2 separate regions of the Homo sapiens genome follow, and region 1 is linked to region 2. The links are chromatin contacts, found by Hi-C or POLR2A ChIA-PET in ENCODE. All regions are on one chromosome and are shown on one strand. The core of a region is the stretch at or near the end of the contact, and the rest is flanking DNA. Distances in the headings are between cores, read along the strand shown.

Region 1 (5,086 bases), core at 1,872-4,371, 160 kb after region 2:
AAAATGTTAAAAAGCCAATAAAGTCTTTTCTATATGCTTGATATATTTCATAATAAGAAATTATATATTACTTGCTAGTTCAAAAAAGGATAACTCAGACATTCCAGAGGAAGACAAATTAAATGAATACTGAATATTACACATCATTGAAAAAAATCAAGTAATTTAAATAGCATAACTTGATAAACAGGGCTTTTTTCCTTTGCATACTATTCTAGACAATTTCCTATGCATAAATAAGAAAAATAATAAACACACACAAAATCAAATCTATTCTTACAAAACTGAGATCATTATATATACTGCTATGTAACTTGCTTTTCTCATTCAATATGAACCTCTTTCCACATCGATTCCACTTATTATGACTACCTATTTAATATGAAATAGATCTTTCCTGGCTGGGTACAGTGGCTCACTCCTGTAATCCCAGTCCTTTGGGAGGCTGAGGCAGGTGGATCACCTGAGATCAGGAATTCAAGACCAGCCTGGCCAACATGGTGAAACCCCATCTCTACTAAAAATACAAAAAAGAATTAGCAGGGCATGGTGGCGTGTGCCTGTAATCCCAGCTACTTGGGAGGCTAAGGCAGGAGAATCACTTGAACCCAGGAGGCGGAGGTTCCAGTGAGCTCAGATTGTGCCATTGCGCTCCAGCTTGAGCAACAGAGTGAGATTAAGTCTCAAAAAATATAAAAATAAATAAAATAAAATAGATCTTTCCAGATCTATTTCACTTATTATGACTACCACACAGAATCCCATAGTAAGTACATACCATAATAAACTTAATCATTTCACTACTAATGGATGTTTTGGTGTTTTGGCCATCTCTCTTTTTTTTTTTTTTTTTTTTTGCCATCACAAATAACGCTGCCATGATACTCTATGATACTCTCCTACAAAAATCCTAGTATACTTGGTACAAGTGTTTTTTCTGGGAGAATTCCTATATGAGGAACTGTTAGGTCAAAGGTTACATGCATTTAAATTCTGTCACCTGCATTTATCTATTCATACTCCTACCAAGAATCTTCAAGAGTTCTCCTCTGTACACCCTTGCCAAAACTGAATATTATCAATCTCCTACATTTTTTGCAAGTTGGCTGGGCATAAAATGAACATTTCCAAAATCGAAAGTAATTTAAAACTGGAACAAGTGGAAAATGCCAACTTTCATAAAGTTCTTCAATAAACGTTGATTATGTGTAGCAGGTAATTGGGATGCAAAGGCTGAAAATAAACTGAGGACTTACAATCTAATGAAATATATAGACAAATAAGCAGATTCTATGAAGATGATTATAACAGTGTGAAAAGTGCTTTAAAAGAGGTATTCAGTGTGATATAGCGGGCCATGAAGAGACACATCAAACCACTCGGAGAATCAGAAAAAGTAGTGATACCTGAGCTAATTAAAGGATATACAGAGGTTGGTAAGGGAAAGCTGGGAGGATGGGGAGAAGAGGAGATAAAGGAAACTAGAATCGCAGATTCAAAAACATAAAACTAAGAAAATATAGTGTATTAGGCAACTGCAAATAGTTTAACACTGTCATAGTGCTGCCTGTGAGTGGAAGACATAAATAAGAGTCTCAGACCAAAGACATAACTGTAAAAGCTTTCAAAACATTACTCTGTAAGAAAAAACTTTCATGTGTTATAAGTCATCTTTGTATTAGAAGTTGCTTCTCGAATACAGACAGCAGACAGTTCTCTGGCACTCAAATGCAGTAATGGGTTCCATGGCAGAACTGAAGTAGGAAGGAGTGTGACCAATATTTCAGGTTTAGGTAAACAAAAGTTCTAGTCAGCTAAAACCAAAAAAAGCAGAGCACACAAATACTATGGAAGTAGATCCACAGGCAGCCAGGATCCCAAGAAAGGCAGACTGGAGTTAGAGGGAGTATGAGAGTTGGAAGACTAAGAGGTCTTCCCATGTGCTTCTGTGTATGGTGGCACTCTCCAGGGCCTGGAACTGAGATGTCACTGAATGAATACCAGGACAGAAAGCTCGCTGCCCTGTTTAGACAGCCCATTGTATCGCTACACCGGACACATCACAGTTCCAAAGCTGTCACAAGTGCTACCACAGGTCAAAATAGGAGGAGAGCCAGCAGTCCACTGACATCACACATGGTACAGACACACTAAAAGCAGCAACAAAAGACTATCACAACTATTATTTAGCACTGCTCTAAAACAGTGTTTTCCAAAGTTTTCTCAAGATAAAAAATGTCCAGGGCCTTTGTTTAAAAAATAAAACAAAGCAGATTCCTCAGCCTCAACCCAGACCTACTAATATTCCCAAGGGTGAAGGCCTGGGACTTTGTATATTTAACAAACAGCCCAGGTGATTCTTTCCAGGGAATTCTGGGAAGCACTGCTTCCCCACAAATTAGAAGTTCTTACTAACACAAAGAGGTAAAAAATTGAGACAGGGGTAAAACTATCAGAAAGTGATTCAGTTGCTGCTTCCTACAGATGATGTAATTATCTACTTGGAAGTCCAAGAAAAGGAACTGAAAAATTATTAGAACCACATATTGACAGAAGAACCAGTGAGACTTCAAGACAGAAATGTCCATGAGATCTCTGAATGTAGGAGTCTTAACCTAAACAAGAAGAACGAGCTGGAACTAAGAACTGCAGAAATTTATTAGCGTCTGGGGTGGAGTGAGGGGCATGTAAAAGCCGGAACTGTGAGAAAACATTCAGAAAGAAGGTGTGCAAGAGAATGCCGGGGAGCACAGGATCTGGCTCATCAAAGGCGATCCAAAGGCTTAATGAGTAATTAACATGCACATTTCATAGCTAGACATTTCGTAGTCACTAAATGAAGATATACAACATATAACACACATGGATTAAATTTATTTAGAGAAAGAGTTCAACCCTAAATCTGTACCTGTAGATCTCAGAAAGCATGAGGTATTCAGGCAATAATCACTGATAAATTTGAGTTAATGCAGAAACAGATAAGCAATTCACACTACTGGGTCACAGAGAACACAGTGATCTTCCCACACATGGAAGCAGAAGATGCACTCTCCAGTGCAGCTCTGGTGGCCATCTGCAAGAACAAAAAAAAGATCTAAAGTTGACAAAAGGGCTGTGGCTAAGTGATGACTGCCACAGGAAATTGCTCATTTGAAGAACTGCTTGGTTTAAGCTAAGTCATACACTTCTTTGTAATGGAAAAACCTCCTTGTCATCGCTCTAAGAATAATCAGGCTACAGTTGAAAAAATGCCTTATTGTTTCATAAACTACACACCAATTCTTTATTTGATCGCATCCATCTTTTTAAACAGCTGGGTCCATTTTGAATGTTCTCGTTTTAAACTTAGCATTTTTGCAGCTGTAAGTGGTTTTATGAATAAATCGTGCATGCAAACAACACAGTAGAATTGGGCAACGTTCAGATGATTGAAAGGAGCAATATCTAAAACATCCCAAGCAACCTACTGAAAATGCGGATAAAGGTTATCAGGATATCCCAGACTATTCCCCCTAACCCTTGGGGGGCTCTAGAAAGTCCAGAATTTCAAAGGGAGGCCTCTGGTCAACGAAGCAGTCACTTTAGCTCTAAGTCAGCTGTCGAATGGGAGAGTTTCAGAGCACTTCTCCCCAGGCCTCCATAACACCATCAACAAGAGTAAAAAGATGAACCCAGAGCCCTGCATGTTCCTGGCAACCAACACCCTCTCAACTAACACATTGCCACAGTGCCATGATCTGCCTATCTGGGGTTAATTCCAGCACGACCTTTATATCAGGTTATACTTTTTAAAAATAAGAAATCCAAGACTCTCACCTGGTTTTTATTCCTGTGAGGCTCAGTACATCCCCTCACGCGACCCCAATCCTCAACTCTCAAAACCCTTCTCCTTGTCTTCATAGTCCAGCATCGGCAAAATCCCTCCTCTGTCCGAGGCTTACGCATCAACCTCTTCTCTGAATGTTGCTTTCACCTACGGCTCTAGGAGGAAACCTGGCATTCCCTGAAGGCTCAGCTTCCCTGCAGCCATTTCAAGTGGCAGCTGCTTTCTTTCTCACACCCCTCAAACAACTAGACCTCCAGGTGGAGGAGAAGTCCTCCTAGAACCACACTGCCACTCTCAGATCATTTTCCCTTTTCCTTAAAACTCCGATTTTGAATGTCGTATAATCAGACCAAAACCCAAGTTGTCCCTCCTTCGCGGAGTCCAACATTACTACTGTCATAATTCTTGTTGATTTCAACATTTACAGTTGATCTTTCCAATGCACTGATCGTAGTGGGATGAATGACGGCCCCCCAAAAGATATGTCCACATCCTAATCTCTGGAACCTGCATTACCTTATATGGCAGAAGAGTGAATATTACCTTCTATGACAAAATTAACTTAAGAATCTAGATGGGAGAGGAAGCATTTACCCTGGATTACCTGGTTGGGCCCAAAATGCAATCAAATGTATTTTCATATAAGACAGATACACAGAGGAGAAGAGACAGATGAGAAGAAGGCAATGTAACCCAGGAGGCAGAGACTGAAGTGACACAGCCACAAAGTCAAAGAACGCCAACTGCAGCTAGAAGCTGGAAGAGGGAAAGAACAGTGTGATGTTCAATGTACGTGTCAAGGGGCCGGGCGTGGTGGGTGGCTCACGCCTGTAATCCCAACACTTTGAGAGGCCAAGGCGGGTGGATCACCTGAGGCCAGGAGTTCAAGACCAGCCTGGCCAACACGGCGAAACCCCATGTCTACTAAAAATACAAAAATTAGCTAGGCATGTTGGCGCATGCCTGTAATCCCAGCTACTCGGGAGGCTGAGGCAAGAGAATAGCTTGAACCTGGGAGGTTGCGGTGAGCTGAGATTGTGCCTCTGCACTCCAGCCTGGGTGACAAAGTGAGACTCCGTCTCAAAGAAATAATAAAATAAAATAAATTTTATGTGTCAATTTGACTGGGCTATGAGAAGCTCAGATATTTGGTGAAATGCTCTTCTGGGTGTTCCTTTTAGGGTGTTTTGCATGAGATTAACATTTATATTGGTAGACTGTGTAAAAGAGATGGCCTTCCCTAGTGTGGATGACCCTCAC
Region 2 (4,870 bases), core at 1,863-4,362:
TAAAAGACTACACATTGGGTACAGTGTACACTGCTTGGGTGACGGGGGCACCAAAACCTCAGAAATCACTAAAGAACTTATCCATGTAACCAAATCTGCCCCTCCCGCCATGTTCCCCCAAAACCTATTGAAATTAATAAAAGGAACTAAAAAAAAAAAAAAAAAAAAAAAGACTGGTGCTAGGGATAGCTCTTGTGACCATTCTGCAGTATCATTAATGTTCTTTTTTCCTAACATTAAAACCTCAGTCTGGGCACTGTTTTGTCTCCCCAGCTACTTTTCCTATTACCACCTTCCAATCCTTCACTGTCATGTATTTGCAGACTGTGATTCTAGGAAAATCTCAACAATTTCTGAATTGAATATAAGATAAAAGGGATAAATTTGTCCTGAGATTTTAGATAACTGAATTTCTTTAAGCCATCTACGGAATAAAGACCAAATACCACCCCCACACCCCCACCTCCCCCACCCAAAAAAAAGTAAAATAGTGCAGCTGCTTTGGACAGACTGGCAGCAATTCCATTCCTAGGTATATATCCATGAGACATGAAAACATGTCCACACAAAAATCTGAACCCAAATGTTCATAGCAGCGTTATTCGACATAGCCAAAAAGTAAAAACAATTCAAATGTCCATCAATTCAGGAGGCCAAGGGAGAAGAATTGCTTGAATCTGGGAGGCAGAGGCTGCAGTGAGCTGAGATAGCGCCACTGCACTCCAGCCTGGATGACAGAAAGAGACTCTGTCTCAAAAAAAAAAAAAAAAAAGAAAGAAAACAGTATGCTACGTGCAAGAAGCCAGTCACAGAAGCCAGTCACAGAAGACCACATATCGTATGATCCCATTTATATAAAATGTCCAGAATAGGCAAATCTCAGGGCACAGGAAGCAGGATAAGAATCTCTGAGGGCTGGTTTCGAGTTTGCCTGGAAATGCCTAGATTAAGTGACCAGTTCAGACAGCGTAGGAACTCAAGATGGAAATTAAATCCACTTAAAGAACAAAAATGGGCCGGGCCCGGTGGCTCATGCCTGTAATCCCAGCACTTTGGGAGGCCGAGGTAGGTGCATCACCTAAGGTGAGGAGTTTGAGACCAGCCTGGCCAACATGGCGAAACCCTGTCTCTACTAAACATACAAAAATTAGCTGGGCATGGTGGCGCATGCCTATAATCCCAGCTACTCAGAAGGCTGACGCAGGAGAATCGCTTGAACCCAGGAGGTGGAGCTTGCAGTGAGCCAAAATCCTGCCACTGCCCTCCAGCCTGGGTGACAGAGCAAGACTGTCTCAAAAAAAAAAAAAAAAAAAAAAAAGAATGACCTCTGAAATGCTAACACACTTCACTGTAAGACAGATGGCCCAGCCAGCATTAAACATATGGCGAGGACTCAGGAATCTCCCTCTGCATGATCTGGGCCAGGCACCATGGCCTGAGGACCGCACATCAGAGTCATAGGACCCAGGTGAACATCCAGGCTGCTTCATAACAGCATGACACTGAACCTTTGCAAATACTTTGATATTGAAATGATGATGGGGGATGAGACAAGAGGGGTAGGCAGGGTGGCCAGCCACATGTGTCTAAAGCTCTAGTATCTGGAAGTGAAACCTCCTGCCCACCATCAGCCTGGAAATAATCAGACCCTCTTCCTGGGATCATTACCTAGGGCATGCCTTCTGAGGAAGATAAAAACCAGATTCTAGAAGTTGTGTTTGTTCAGAGCAGTTGAAAGAGAAAAGCTACGACTCCTGGGCAGGTGTTATTTCTCCATGGGTCTTATGCCCCAGCCCTTGGCGTTAGGATCACACTGGATGAAAATGAAGCCAGGACAGAGCTGTCAGGGCCCTCCGTGAATTCTGGTTTGTGTAGGGTAATACCAGTTTGCAATCCTGGGTGGGTCAGAGGCACAAGTGATAGCTCACCAATATGCATGGGCTTTCGCCAGGCCTGAGGCTAAGGGTTCAGGAAGCCTGGAGACCGGAGCCGATCTTGGATGAGATATACATCACGCAAGGGATGTCAACCAACTCTGTTCCTTGGTGGTTTTGACAAAAAAGCAAAAGTGTGGGCCCATCCACACTTGACTCTGTTGATGGGACTCTGCTCTCTCTTGCCACTCCCTCTGCTGGGAGCACTACTCTCCCCCATGCTGTCTGATTGGCTCCTGCTGGTCCCCTGGGCATCAGTCTCACTACTATCTCCTCTAGGATGAGACAATGTCTTTCTGAGATACTCCCACGGAATCTTGTGTGTCTCCATCACAGCACTATCTCACTTCTTAAATTCCATCCTCTGAATCCCTGTGCTCAGCACAGGTAAATTCTTAATAAATACTTGTTAAATGACAATGAAGTGCATCACATTTTTGGCCCTTTTTCTTCTGTAATGAAAAGTGGAAAAGAGCAGGAAAAGTGCTGGAGCAGGTAGTAATCTCCAGGAAGTAATACATCTATCAGTCGTCAGTGAATCTTTTCTTTTTTGAGACGGAATCTCTCTGTCACCAGGCTGGAGTGCAGTGGCGCGATCTCGGCTCACTGCAACCTCTGCCTCCTGGGTTCAAATGATTCTCCTGCCTCAGCCTCCTGAGTAGCTGGGACTACAGGCGTGCACCACCATGCCCAGCTAATTTTTGTATTTTTAGTAGAGATGGGGTTTCACCATGTTGGCCAGGATAGTCTCAATCTCTTGGCCTCATGATCCACCTGCCTCGCTTGGCTTCCCAAAGTGCTGGGATTACAGGCGTGAGCCATCGCCCCTGACCTTTTTTTTTTTTTTAGACAGGATCTTGCTGTTTCCCAGGCTAGAGCACAGTGGTGTGATCTTGGCTCACTGCAACCTCCACCTCCTGGGTTCAAGTGATTCTCGTGCCTCAGCTTCCTGAGTAGCTGGGATTACAGACATGCACCACCACATCTGGCTAATTTTTGTATTTTTAGTAGAGATGGAGTTTTGCCATGTTGGCCAGGCTGGTCTTGAACTCCTGTTCTCATGTGATCTGCCCACCTCAGCCTCCCAAAGTGCTGTGATTACAGGAGTGCTGGGCCCAGCCAACCAGTGAATCTTTATGTGAGATACTTTAACTAGATAAGCAAATGTGGTCACCAGACCTCTGAGATGGCCCCAAGGGACCCTCCCCTGCATTCATATCCGGGTGGAGTCTCCTCCCCTTCAATGTGGGCTAGGCCTAGTGACTCGCTGCTAATGAATCAGACAAGTGGGATATCACTTGTCTGGGATAAAAACTGTATTTTTCAGATATAAAATTCTGTGACCTATGATCTTCGCTAAGTTAACCTCGTCTCAGACATGGCAAGAACCAACACTTTGCTTCAGTTCTGACCATTCTGTCAGTGAGGAATGCTCTTCTGGGGTCCCAGCAGCATCTCGGTCACGTCATGGCATATTCTGCTTCTAACTTTCCTTTCTCACAAGTGGAGTCCGTACCACAGCTGCTGGCCACGTAGGCCTTGTACAGATGATGCTGATGAGGAGGTGTAGGGAGCAGGATACTCTGTATAAGATGGAACTATCTCAGGAAAGAGTCTGAAATAAGGTCCTTCTAACTAAATAAGTACAAACTGGAGTGTGTGGCGCACATGCAGTCTGAGAAACCTTCTGTGCACAGCAACATTCCTGACATGCTGACAATCACCTCTGAATCTGGCTGGAGTTTGTTCCTTCTGTTTACTTGATAGGCACAGGCCAGACAGAACACACTAAAAATCAAGATGGAGCACCGCACTGTGCAAATGCACCTCGTCTCAAAAGCACAGATGGGCTTTATGTTCAGAGAGGCAGGCCCTTCTCCATGGAGACTGCTGAACACTCCGCTCAACGCGAACCAGTCTAGAATACGCGGCACAGTGGGAGACTTGGGGAGGGGGAGGCATCACAGTTGGCACCCTGAGATTACAGGAAACCTGAGAAACACCTAGAAATCTGCAAAGGTAGAGCAACTAGTCAGGTGGCTCCAAGGATGGGGATATGTTGTCCAATGATAGGCACAAAAGACTCTTGTGCCTCTGGGTTTCAGCTGCCAGGAGAGGGCAATTCGCCTGGAGAAGCAAGGGAAGCTCTGCAATGTGCTACTCAGTGTTTTAAGGTTTCCTGATATAAGGAGTGGAATCTTGTTGTAGTACAAGCTGTAACAAAGGCTTGAGTCCAGCACAGGCCAATCATGGGTCTAACCAATAACTAAACACAATAAATGCCCTGTGACTCAGGTTCTCTCAATACAGAGGTCCCTTGTATAACAGTTGGAAACAATTCTGTTGCAAATGTAGAGCCAGTGAAACATTACAATCTGATAAGCTCTCTAGACTGCTGGCTCTTCATTTTCAAATCAGCAAAGACCCTGAGAACCCGAGAAAGCTCTGCATCATGTTCCAAGAAAAGTGTTCAGAAATTACAAAATCAGAGGGTTCATGACCCCAGCAAACTAGCTTGTTTTAGTCCAACATTCATTTTTCATTTGAGGAGGCTGAGGTCAAGAGAGGTCACAAGGTCACACACAAAATCAGTAGACAGGCTAGGACTGGTCCCTGGGTCTGCTAATTGCCTCAAACTGCTGGCGGAAAACTAAGCATATTGGGATCACAGCACAATGTTTCTGAGACTAAAAGGAACATGGATCAGTCAAGACTTCTGATGACTGACACTAACCGTGATTTTCCAGGGGACAGTCAATTTCATTCCCAGTAAGGAAATGTGAGAAAGGAGAATACAGGGATTATGAAAATCTCTTATGTATAAAAACAATCTCTTGTTGGAGCCAAAACAGGTATAGAAAATGCCAGAGAAGGTGCCCTGAGGACACGGGGATCCTTCACCAGCTCTGCATCTGAGCACAGAGGCAGGGACGCAC

What was found. Hi-C counts contacts between places; a loop is a spot of excess contacts on that map. ChIA-PET counts read pairs that join two places held with the same protein, here RNA polymerase II (POLR2A). Pooled maps may share reads with other maps.
Region 1: a map with no recorded cell type shows a loop between it and region 2 (4-fold over the local background). The contact joins two enhancer-like sites. A Hi-C loop is called at or near these places in 1 of 168 maps with a recorded cell type or tissue (OCI-LY7), 12 of 37 single-sample maps with no recorded cell type and 9 of 50 pooled maps. POLR2A ChIA-PET finds 5 or more read pairs at or near these places in 1 of 52 experiments (activated CD4-positive, alpha-beta T cell).

What each region holds. Positions count from the first base shown.
Region 1 is chr2:25,555,335-25,560,420 of GRCh38, forward strand. All of the region lies in intron 8 of DTNB (dystrobrevin beta), which reads right to left. Among named protein-coding and RNA genes, the nearest start is that of DTNB, 120 kb to the right of the region's middle. RefSeq lists an enhancer at 2,838-3,533. Within about 2 kb of position 3,122, at least 5 of the 41 ENCODE cell types and tissues checked have a DNase peak (open chromatin) inside an H3K27ac peak, as active enhancers do; they include OCI-LY7, where a contact is called at or near this core.
Region 2 is chr2:25,396,584-25,401,453 of GRCh38, forward strand. The region is part of intron 16 of DTNB (dystrobrevin beta); the gene reads right to left. Among named protein-coding and RNA genes, the nearest start is that of DTNB-AS1, 22 kb to the right of the region's middle. Within about 2 kb of position 3,113, at least 5 of the 41 ENCODE cell types and tissues checked have a DNase peak (open chromatin) inside an H3K27ac peak, as active enhancers do; they include OCI-LY7, where a contact is called at or near this core.